Regions from separate parts of the Homo sapiens genome. Here region 2 is linked to region 1. The links are chromatin loops, found by intact Hi-C in ENCODE. Cell type or tissue: HCT116. All regions are shown on one strand. Each heading gives the region's core, and the rest is flanking DNA. Links, peaks and the distances in the headings are about the cores only.

What was found. Hi-C counts contacts between places; a loop is a spot of excess contacts. Peaks named below come from ENCODE experiments on the same cell type or tissue, not always from the same donor. Only the 100,000 strongest peaks of a DNase experiment are listed, where the experiment ranks them.
Region 2: it touches region 1 in a loop (5-fold over the local background); 1 of 110 quality-filtered maps calls a loop at or near these places.

Annotation. Positions count from the first base shown.
Region 1 is chr19:41,704,819-41,709,197 of GRCh38, reverse strand. CEACAM5 (CEA cell adhesion molecule 5) reads right to left here and starts at 572. Exons shown (of 10, transcript NM_004363.6): 1 at 403-572. The coding sequence starts at 466. RefSeq lists silencers at 2,182-2,231, 2,262-2,311, 2,332-2,451. In HCT116, for the core only: CTCF peaks have their summits at 1,499 (motif pointing left) and 2,245; a DNase peak (open chromatin) is centred at 2,127; H3K4me3 peaks cover 296 bases; H3K27me3 peaks cover 1,658 bases.
Region 2 is chr19:41,949,508-41,953,886 of GRCh38, reverse strand. No RefSeq gene overlaps it. Among named protein-coding and RNA genes, the nearest start is that of RABAC1, 7.6 kb to the left of the region's middle. In HCT116, for the core only: a CTCF peak has its summit at 2,063 (motif pointing right); a DNase peak (open chromatin) is centred at 2,066.

The sequences.
Region 1 (4,379 bases), core at 279-4,278:
TGCCTGGGACAGGCTGCAGATTCCTGTGGATGAGTTCATGAGGGTTCCCAGGGCCCTCCACAGCCTGGGGCTTATTTTCCAATGTCCGCGGTAGGCGGATGAGGACAGTGTTTCATGCCCTGGTTATGTTTTTATTTAAAGTGTCATCTGATGCAGTTATTATGATTTTTAAAAACGTAGTGGCCAGTGACAATTAACTAGGAAAATAGAACTCTTGAGGTTTTCCTGCCCCTTTCCAATTCCAGTTCAATTTGATTTTTCTGGTGTGACTCCTGTCCCTCTCTGATGTCCTCTTCCCTATTCAGGCTCCAACAGGAGCCCTCTGTCCGTCTCACAGCCCTGTCCTACCCAGGAGACCCCAGCTCCCTCCTCCCACCCTCTCCCAGGTTGTCCTCCCTTCACCTGTGAGCAGGAGCCTCTGCCAGGGGATGCACCATCTGTGGGGAGGGGCCGAGGGAGACTCCATGGTCTCTGCTGTCTGCTCTGTCCTCCTCTGTGGAGAAGAGCTTGAGTTCCAGGAACGTTTTGTCAAGGCTGCTGTGACTGTCTGGTCTGCTGTCCTTCCTCCCTCTGCCCTGAGTCTCTTCCTAGGGCAGGAGTACTTCTCAGCATCACGTGGGTCATGGGTGTGGTCTTTATTCAGGTGTCCTCTGTCCCCTCCCCTCTCATTTCTGCCTCTTTTGTCCCTCCTCTTTTTTCCCTTCTATTTTCAGTTCCTCAGACAAATCTTTTCGGCAAGGTGGATGGACCCCCATCCCCTGGGAGGACAACCTGTCTTCCCCAGTGCTGACCTCTGCTGTGTTCTGTCCTTGGGTCTGTCACACCAGGGGGATTATTTTCCTTTGTGACAGAGAAACCCAGCAGGGTCCCGGGTCTCCCCATGCTCTCCAGGGCTCTGGGAAGGTGGGATGATGCCCAACAGGAAGGTGACAGAGGTGGCTCTGGGGGCTAGAAAAAGGCTCACTGGGTGGTGGCTGGGGAGGGACCAGCCCTCTGTCTCCAGTACCACCAACCCCGCCACTGACCCAGGGATGGAGACCCAGGCCCAGAGGTCTCAGGAGTCCCCAGATCCTGCATGTGGAGGGGGAGGTGTCTTGTGTGTCCTGGAAAGAGAGGACTGTGGTGGAGGGAGGTGGGTGACTCTGGGCTCTGCTGTCCTTGGGGAAGGCTCCAGGGGGACCCTCCCTCTCCGTGTCTGTTGGCTGAGCTGCGGCTCAGGGCCTGTCCATGTTCTCCCTGACAGTCCTGGGTGGTCTCTGTCCTCTGCGAGGCTGACTGTCCTGTGATCACCCCACCTTCCCCATGGTGGTACCAGGAGGGAGTCTGGAGTTGCACAGGGACCCCTGGCAGAACAGGGTCCTCATAGGACCCAGAAAGGAACAGAGCAGGTATGTGGGAGAGATCAGAAGGGTCTGTTGGAGCAAGGGATGGAAACCAGGCTCCACCTCCACTTCCTTAGCAAAGCCAGGTTCCTGTCCAGGGGAATCCGTTTCCTGAGTGATGTCTGTGTGCAATGTCACCCCCTGGAGGGCAAGAGGAGACCTCCGGCCTTGTCTGGAACTGCCCTAGGGATGCTGACCAGGGTCGACGTGGTGTGAGCTGACCCTGAACTCTGGATTAGGCTGCAGGGTCAGGCCGGAGGATCTATTCCCTGCAGGCCTCTGTCCTCCCTTCTGAAGCTCTGGGGGTTGAGGCCTCATTCCTGGGGCAGCCGCGGGCACTTGCTGGCCTCCTCCCATGCTGGTGCCAGTGCCCCTGTGTCCACATGGAACAGACTCTGACTGCTGGGGGCCACACGGAGGTGATATGCTTCTTTTTAGAGATCTCCCACACATTTAACCAGTATTTATGGAGCATCTGTTCCGTGTCAGGCACTGGGCTGGGCCCTGGGATTCCACAGAGAGCAGGACAGACGTGGTCCCTGTCACAGAGTTTTCCTGTAACCGGGAGACAGGCGCTCAGTGAACTTCATGGGACTGAGGAGTTAATGGTAATGACAGGGCTGTGAGGTGACAGCATAGGGGGCGTCGGAGCCTGTGAGAGACTGAGCTGTCCTGGAGATCACAGGGAGCTGCCCTGGGAGACGCCCTTTCAGCTGAGCCCGGGGAAGGAGGGGGTGTAGGGGACAGGAGCTGCCTGCAGAGGGCAGCCGACAGGCCTCAAGTGGGCGGCCGACAAGCCTCAGGTGGGCGGCCGATAGGCTGCAGGGAGGAGCTGACAGAGTCCGTGTGAGGAGCTCGGAGGGCGAGGAGGACGTGGGCCGAGGTGACCCGGGTGAGGGTGGACCCTGCTGGGCTGTGGGCCCGGCTGAGGGAGGTCAGCAGCCCCTGGGGAGGCTCCAGGGTGGGAGGAACTCTGCCGCCCTCTGGTGGACAGGAGGGAAGTGGGGACAGCAGCGGCCCCAGACCAGGCTGTTTTACTCAACACTGATCTCTAGACATTGAACACGGGTCATGCACATGTTATGCCAAAGTGCTACCAGGTTTCAGCTCGGTGAGCCCCAGTCTCTGTGGCTACAAGTGTACTGTCCTCCCTCTTTCACAATCAGATGTCCCCAAATGCAGATTTTTGTCACCTTTTGTGACTTTGCTTTTGTCGGCAGGAGGCTGCGCTGTGCATGCTCCCAGGGGCAGTGATGTCTGGGGCTAAGCGTGTGCGGGGATCTGGGAGTAGAAGATTGTATTAGTCTGTCCTCGCATTGCTATAAAGAAATACCTGAGACTGGGTAATTTATAAAGAAAAGAGGTTTAATTCGCTCATCATTCTGCAGTTGTACAGGAAGCATAGTGGCTTCTGCTCCTGGGGAGGCCTCAGAAAACTTACAATCATTCTGGACGGTGAAGGGGAAACAGGAACGTCTTACATGGCAGAGCATGAGTAAGAGAGAGAGAGAGAGAGGGGAGAGGTGCTACACACTTTTAAACAACCAGATCATGTGAGATCTCTATCACAGAAACAGCATCAAAGCAGAAAATCCACCCGCATTATCCAATCACTTCTCACAAGGCCCCACCTCCAACATTGGGGTTTACAATTTGACATGAGATTTGGGCGGGGACATAGATCCAAATCATATTTGAGAGAGAGGGGCATGAGGAGAAGGTGAATGTTGGGGTAGCAGAGAGGAGCAGGGACAAGTCAACCTCACTTCTCACTCCCTGGGGACCAGAACAGGAGAGCCCGACTCTGGGGGCACAGCACCACACACTCTGTGTGTCCGTGCATCAGGGGAGGTGGGAGCTGCTTCTCTGTTCATGGGACCTGGCCTCACCTGCTGAGATGTCTTCACACTTAGTCCCATCCTGGGCTGCAGCCCCACAGAGCCTGTGTCCTCCTCTCCTCTCCTGCCCATTCCTGGATTTTTCTTCCTGAACCATCTTCTCCCATCTGTGGCTTCACCTGCTCCCGTTTCAGGCAGCTGCCCCTGGATCATTGCCCTGTCACCATCTCTGGGCTCACTGGCCTCTGCCATTTGTTCTGAGACTTGAGCCCTGAGCCCTGAGCCCTGTGAGGGAGGAAGAGTGAAGTGGGGTGGGCGCTGTCCAAGGTGCTGCCCTCTCTGGACAGCTTGAGTGAGGGACCCTGATGTGTCACCTGGGAGGAGGCTCCGGGAGGGAGCTGTGTCAGGGATGCCTGGATCAGGGGGATGGGGCACCTACACCAGGGTGAGCTGGACCTGTGGACTGCAGGAACCCTGCTCTGTGTCATCCATCAGCTCCTCGAGCCCCGTCTTCCTCTCTGTACCTGATTCTCTGGTGTGATCCCTGAGCCCGCGCTAGAGTCCTCCTCACAATGCCTAATGGTCAGATCTATGTGTGGAGACCTAACGGTGGGGGGGTGGGGAGGTCTCGTGTGCTCACACAGAGTGCCCTGGGGACAGGCTTTATGACCTCCCTTGTCCCAATCCCACAACAAGATCTGGACAGTGGGCCGGGTCAGATAAAGTCAGAATCCACGAGAAGGGTGTGTGTCCTGGCAGTGCTGAGGTTTGTGCCCCCAGCTTTACTCTCAGTCTGTTTGCAGATACATTTATGTTGTGCACCTGCAGTTGGCTGGGAAGCCTCATGTCCTTAAATCCTTAGTTATTCCTGTGCAGGTCATGAGGGGCCTGTACCTGGGTACAATGAGGACTATCTGATTAGGGTGGGTGTATTTTACATGGTGGGCTTTCCCTCTCCCAGTGTTTCTTGGATGTAGTCAAATACATAAGATAAAATATGCCACATTAATCATGTTAAGTGTACAATTAAATGCCGTTAATTATATTCACAATATTCTACATCCTCACCACTATATTTTTTTTTCCAGAACATTTTCATCATCTCACATAGAAACTTCATACTATTAATCATTAACTCTCCACCTTCCCCTGCCCCTAG
Region 2 (4,379 bases), core at 26-4,025, 240 kb before region 1:
CTACTTGGGAGGCTGAGGCAGAGAATTGCTTGAACCCAGGGGGCGGAGGTTGCAGTGAGCCAAGATCGCACCACTGCACCCCAGCCTAGGCAACAGAGCAGGACTCCATCTCAAAAAAAAAAAAAAAAAAATTGGCATGGTGGCACATGCCTATAATCCCAGCTACTTGGGAGGTTAAGGCAGGAGAATTGTTTGAACCTGGGACACAGAGGTTGCAGTGAGCCAAGATTGTGCCACTGCACTCCAGCCTGGGTAACAGAGAAAGACTCTGTCTCAAAAATAATAATAATTTTTATGTTGATTATGTGTGTTGGAAGGATAATTTATTGATATAGTGGATTAAATTATTATTCATTTCACCTTTTGTTTTTTACTTTTAAAAACACGATTAAGAGGCCGGGCGCAGTGGCTCACGCCTGTAATCCCAGCGCTTTGGGAGGCTGAGGTGGGCGGATCACGAGGTCAGGAGATCGAGACCACCCTGGCTAACATGGTGAAACCCCGTCTCTACTAAAAATACAAAAAAATTAGCCAGGCGTGGTGGCAGGCGCCTGTAGTCCCAGCTACTCAGCGGGAGGATGGCGTGAACCTGGGAGGCGGAGCTTGCAGTGAGCCAATATCGCGCCACTGCACTCCAGCCTGGGTGACAGAGCGAGACTCGATCTCAAAAAAAAAAAAAAAGAAAAAAAACATGATTAAGGCTGGGCACCATGGCTCATGCCTGTATAATCCTAACACCTTGGGAAACCAAGGTGGGAGGATTGCATGAGCCCAAGAGTTTGAGACCAGCCTGGATAACACAACAAGACCCCCATCTCTGCAAAAAAGTTAAACAGTTATTTGGGCATGGTAGTGTGGGCCTGTAGTCCCAGCTACTTGGGAGGCTGAGGTGGGAGGATAACTTGAGTCCAGGAGTTCAATGCTACAGTGAGCCATGACTGCCACTGCACTCAGCCTGGGCAACACAGAGATACCCCATCTCTTTAAAAACAAACAAACAAGAGTTGCTGGGTGTGGTGGCTCATGCCTATAATCCCAGCACTTTGGGAAGCCAAGGTGGGTGGACTGCATGAGCTCAGAACTTCGAGACCAGCCTGGGCAACATGGCAACACCCTGTCTCTACAAAAAATACAAAAATTAGCCAGGTGTGGTGGCGCATGCCTGTGGTCCCAGCTACTTGGGAGGCAGAGGTGGGAGGATTGCTTGAGCCCAGTAGGTCAAGGCTGCAGTGGGCCGAGATTGCATCACCGCTGCACTCCAGCCTGGGTGACAGAGTGAGACCCTGTCTCAAAAAGAAGGCGGGGGCGGGGGGTGTGCGGATTAAATAGAAAATTGCAAGTTAGCCCGGGCATGATGGCTCATGCCTGTAATCCTAGCACTTTGGGAGGCTGAGGTGAGTGGATCACCTGAGGTCAGGAGTTCGAGATCAGCCTAGTCAACATGGCGAAACCCTGTCTCTACTAAAAATACAAAAATTAGCCCAGCATGGTGGTGCATACCTGTAATCCCAGCTACTCGGGAGGCTGAGGCAGGAGAATCGCTTGAACCTGGGGGGCGGAGGTTGCAGTGATCCAAGGTCGCGCCACTGCACTGCAATCTGGGCAACAGAGGGAGGCTCCCTCTAAAAAAAAAAAAAAGAAAGAGGAAAGGAAAGGAGAGGAAGGGGAAAAGGGAAGGGAAAAATAAAAGGAAAAGAGGGGAGGAGAGGGGAAGGGGAGGGGAGGGGAAGGGGAGGGGAGGGGAACGGGGACAGGGGAGGGGCGGGGCGGGGCAGAGAGGGTTATCCCTCTGAGGTTGTGTGGCGGATGGGCTGGAGGGAGTGAGACGAGGGACGATGATCCTAGCTGGGGAAGATGGGGCAGGGAAGTGGGGTGGAGAGGCGAGACAGGGAAGAGAGATTCAGGAGGTTGAAGGACAGGTCTTGGTGGCTGACTTGCGTGGGAGGTGAGTGGAAGGAAGCAGGAAGACCCCCAGGCTTCAGGCTTCCCAAAAGATGGGAAGACCAGGGGGAGCCTGGGTGTCTTGACGCCACACAGGAGTGCACTTCCAGAATCTGCCACCAGAGGGCAGACAAGTGCTTCCGCCAGGGAGGCAGTTAGAGATGGACTCATCCTGGGGCACCAGGCAGGGTGGGGACCCGGGGTGCCCCCGGCCAAGTCAGGTCACCTGGGCCTACTCAGAGGCCAGGGTTCCAATCCCAATTTTGGAGTAGCAGAGGGTGTTTGTTGACCTCAATGCCAGTATTCCCCAGGGGAGACTGAGTGTCCGTGCCCATGTTGGTGAGTGGACGCTAGGTCCAGTCTACATCGCTGGGTTTGCAGTGAATATGATCGAGGTGCTTTGCTTGGAGGCTACTGATGCCAAAGACCCAAGCACTCAGTTCTGAGATCACTGAGGCAGCAGGCTAGAGCTGCGGGTCAGGGGGAGGTTGGTACTCAGGCCAAAGGCCTATTCTGAAGGCAACTGGCTACAGGTCTCAAATTCTGGTGTTGAGTTATTGAGATGCTGAGACCAGAAGCTTCCATCTGGGGTGATCAAGACTAGGGTCCCAGGGCCGGAGGTGGTGGTTCATGCCTGTAATTCCAGCACTTTGGAAGGCCAAGACGCTTGAGCCCAGGAGTTCAAGATCAGCCTGGGCAACATAGTAAGACTCCATCAAAAATATGAAAACCTGCCAGATGCGGTGGCTCATGCCTGTAATCCCAGCAAGTTGGGAGGTTGAGGCAGGCGGATCACGAGGTTAGGAGTTTGAGACCAGCCTGGCCAACATGGTGAAACCCATCTCTACTTAAAAAAAAAAAAAAAAAATATTATCCAGGTGTGGTGGTGCACGCTTGTAATCCCAGCTACTTGGGAGGCTGAGGCAGGAGAATGGCTTGAACCCAGGAGGTGGAGGTTGCAGTGATCCGAGTTCGCGCCATTGCACTCCAGCCTGGGCGAAAGAGCAAGACTCTGTCTCGAGAAAAAATAAATAAATAAATAAAAATAAAAACAAAACTACAGTACCATTTCTCTGTCTCTCCTGAACAACCTTGAGATTCGAGGTTTGGTTTGGGGTAGGAGAAATTGGAGGGCTTGCTGTCTCATCAAGGGGACAGAGACCAAAGGTCTTGTCTATTTTGGTGACAGTCTGGGATCCAGCTGGCTGGTTGGAAGTGACAGATTGGGAATCTGGTGGTCTTGTTTGGTGATATAGCCTGGGATCCAGTTTCTGATTTGGGGTAATGGTAATTGGAGATCTGTTTGGGAGGCCAGGAGTTTGAAAGCAGCTTGGGTCAAAAAATGAGGTCCCGTCTCTACAAAAAAAAAAAGAAAAAAGAAAAAATTAGCTGGGTATGGTGGTGCATGCCTGTGGTTCCAGCTGCTTGGGAGGCTGAGACAGGAGGATCACTTGAATCCAAGAGTTTGATGCTGCAGTGAGCTAGGATCATACGCTGCGCTCCAGCCTGGGAGACCCTGTCTTTAAAAAAGAAAATGGGTTCAGTTCTCAATTTTTTTTTTTTTTTTTTTGAAACAGAGTCTCACTCTGTCGCCCAGGCTGGAGTGCAGTAGCGCGATCTCCGCTCACTGCAACCTCCACCTCCTGGTTTCATGCTGTTCTCCTGCCTCAGCCCCCCGAGTAGCTGGGACTACAGGCGCCCACCACCACGCCCGGCTAATTTTTTTTATTTTTAGTAGAGACGGGGTTTCACCGTGTTAGCCAGGATGGTCTCGATCTCCTGACCTCATGATCTGCCCGCCTCGGCCTCCCAAAGTGCTGGGATTACAGGTGTGAGCCACCACGCCCAGCCCAGTTCTCTTTAAGTGACAGATTAGGGACTTGCATCTGGTTGGTGTGACAGGAACCAGTTGTTGGAGGTGGCAGAGACTAATGTTCTTGTCTAGGTTGGGGTGATGGGGGCTGAGATTCTAAGGTCTGTTTTGGGGTGATAGACTGGGTTCTGATTGTCTAGTTTCTCGTGGCGAAGACTGGGACTTCTGGCACCTCCTTAGGGGTATTGGATGTAGAGTCTTGGCTCTTTTGAGGTGACACTGGGTTGAGACTGAAATTTAAGGTTTGGGGTACCAGACTGAGGGTTTGATGACCAGTTTAGAGCAACAGTAACTGGGGATCTGGTGAACTCCACTGTGGTATCTGATACTGGAGGTCTGGTTATCTCACTTTGGTGCCAGAGGCTACCAGTCCAATTATCTGGGTGGGGTTACAGAGGCCACAAGACTGGCCAACTAATTTTGGCTAAAGACCAAAGCCCTGGGGGTCAGGGCCTTGGCTTGGGGTGGAAGACCTGGGGTGACCAGTTGGGGGGATCAGCGCCTTGGCTTGGGGTGGAAGACCTGGGGTGACCAGTTGGGGGGATCAGGGCCTTGGCTTGGGGTG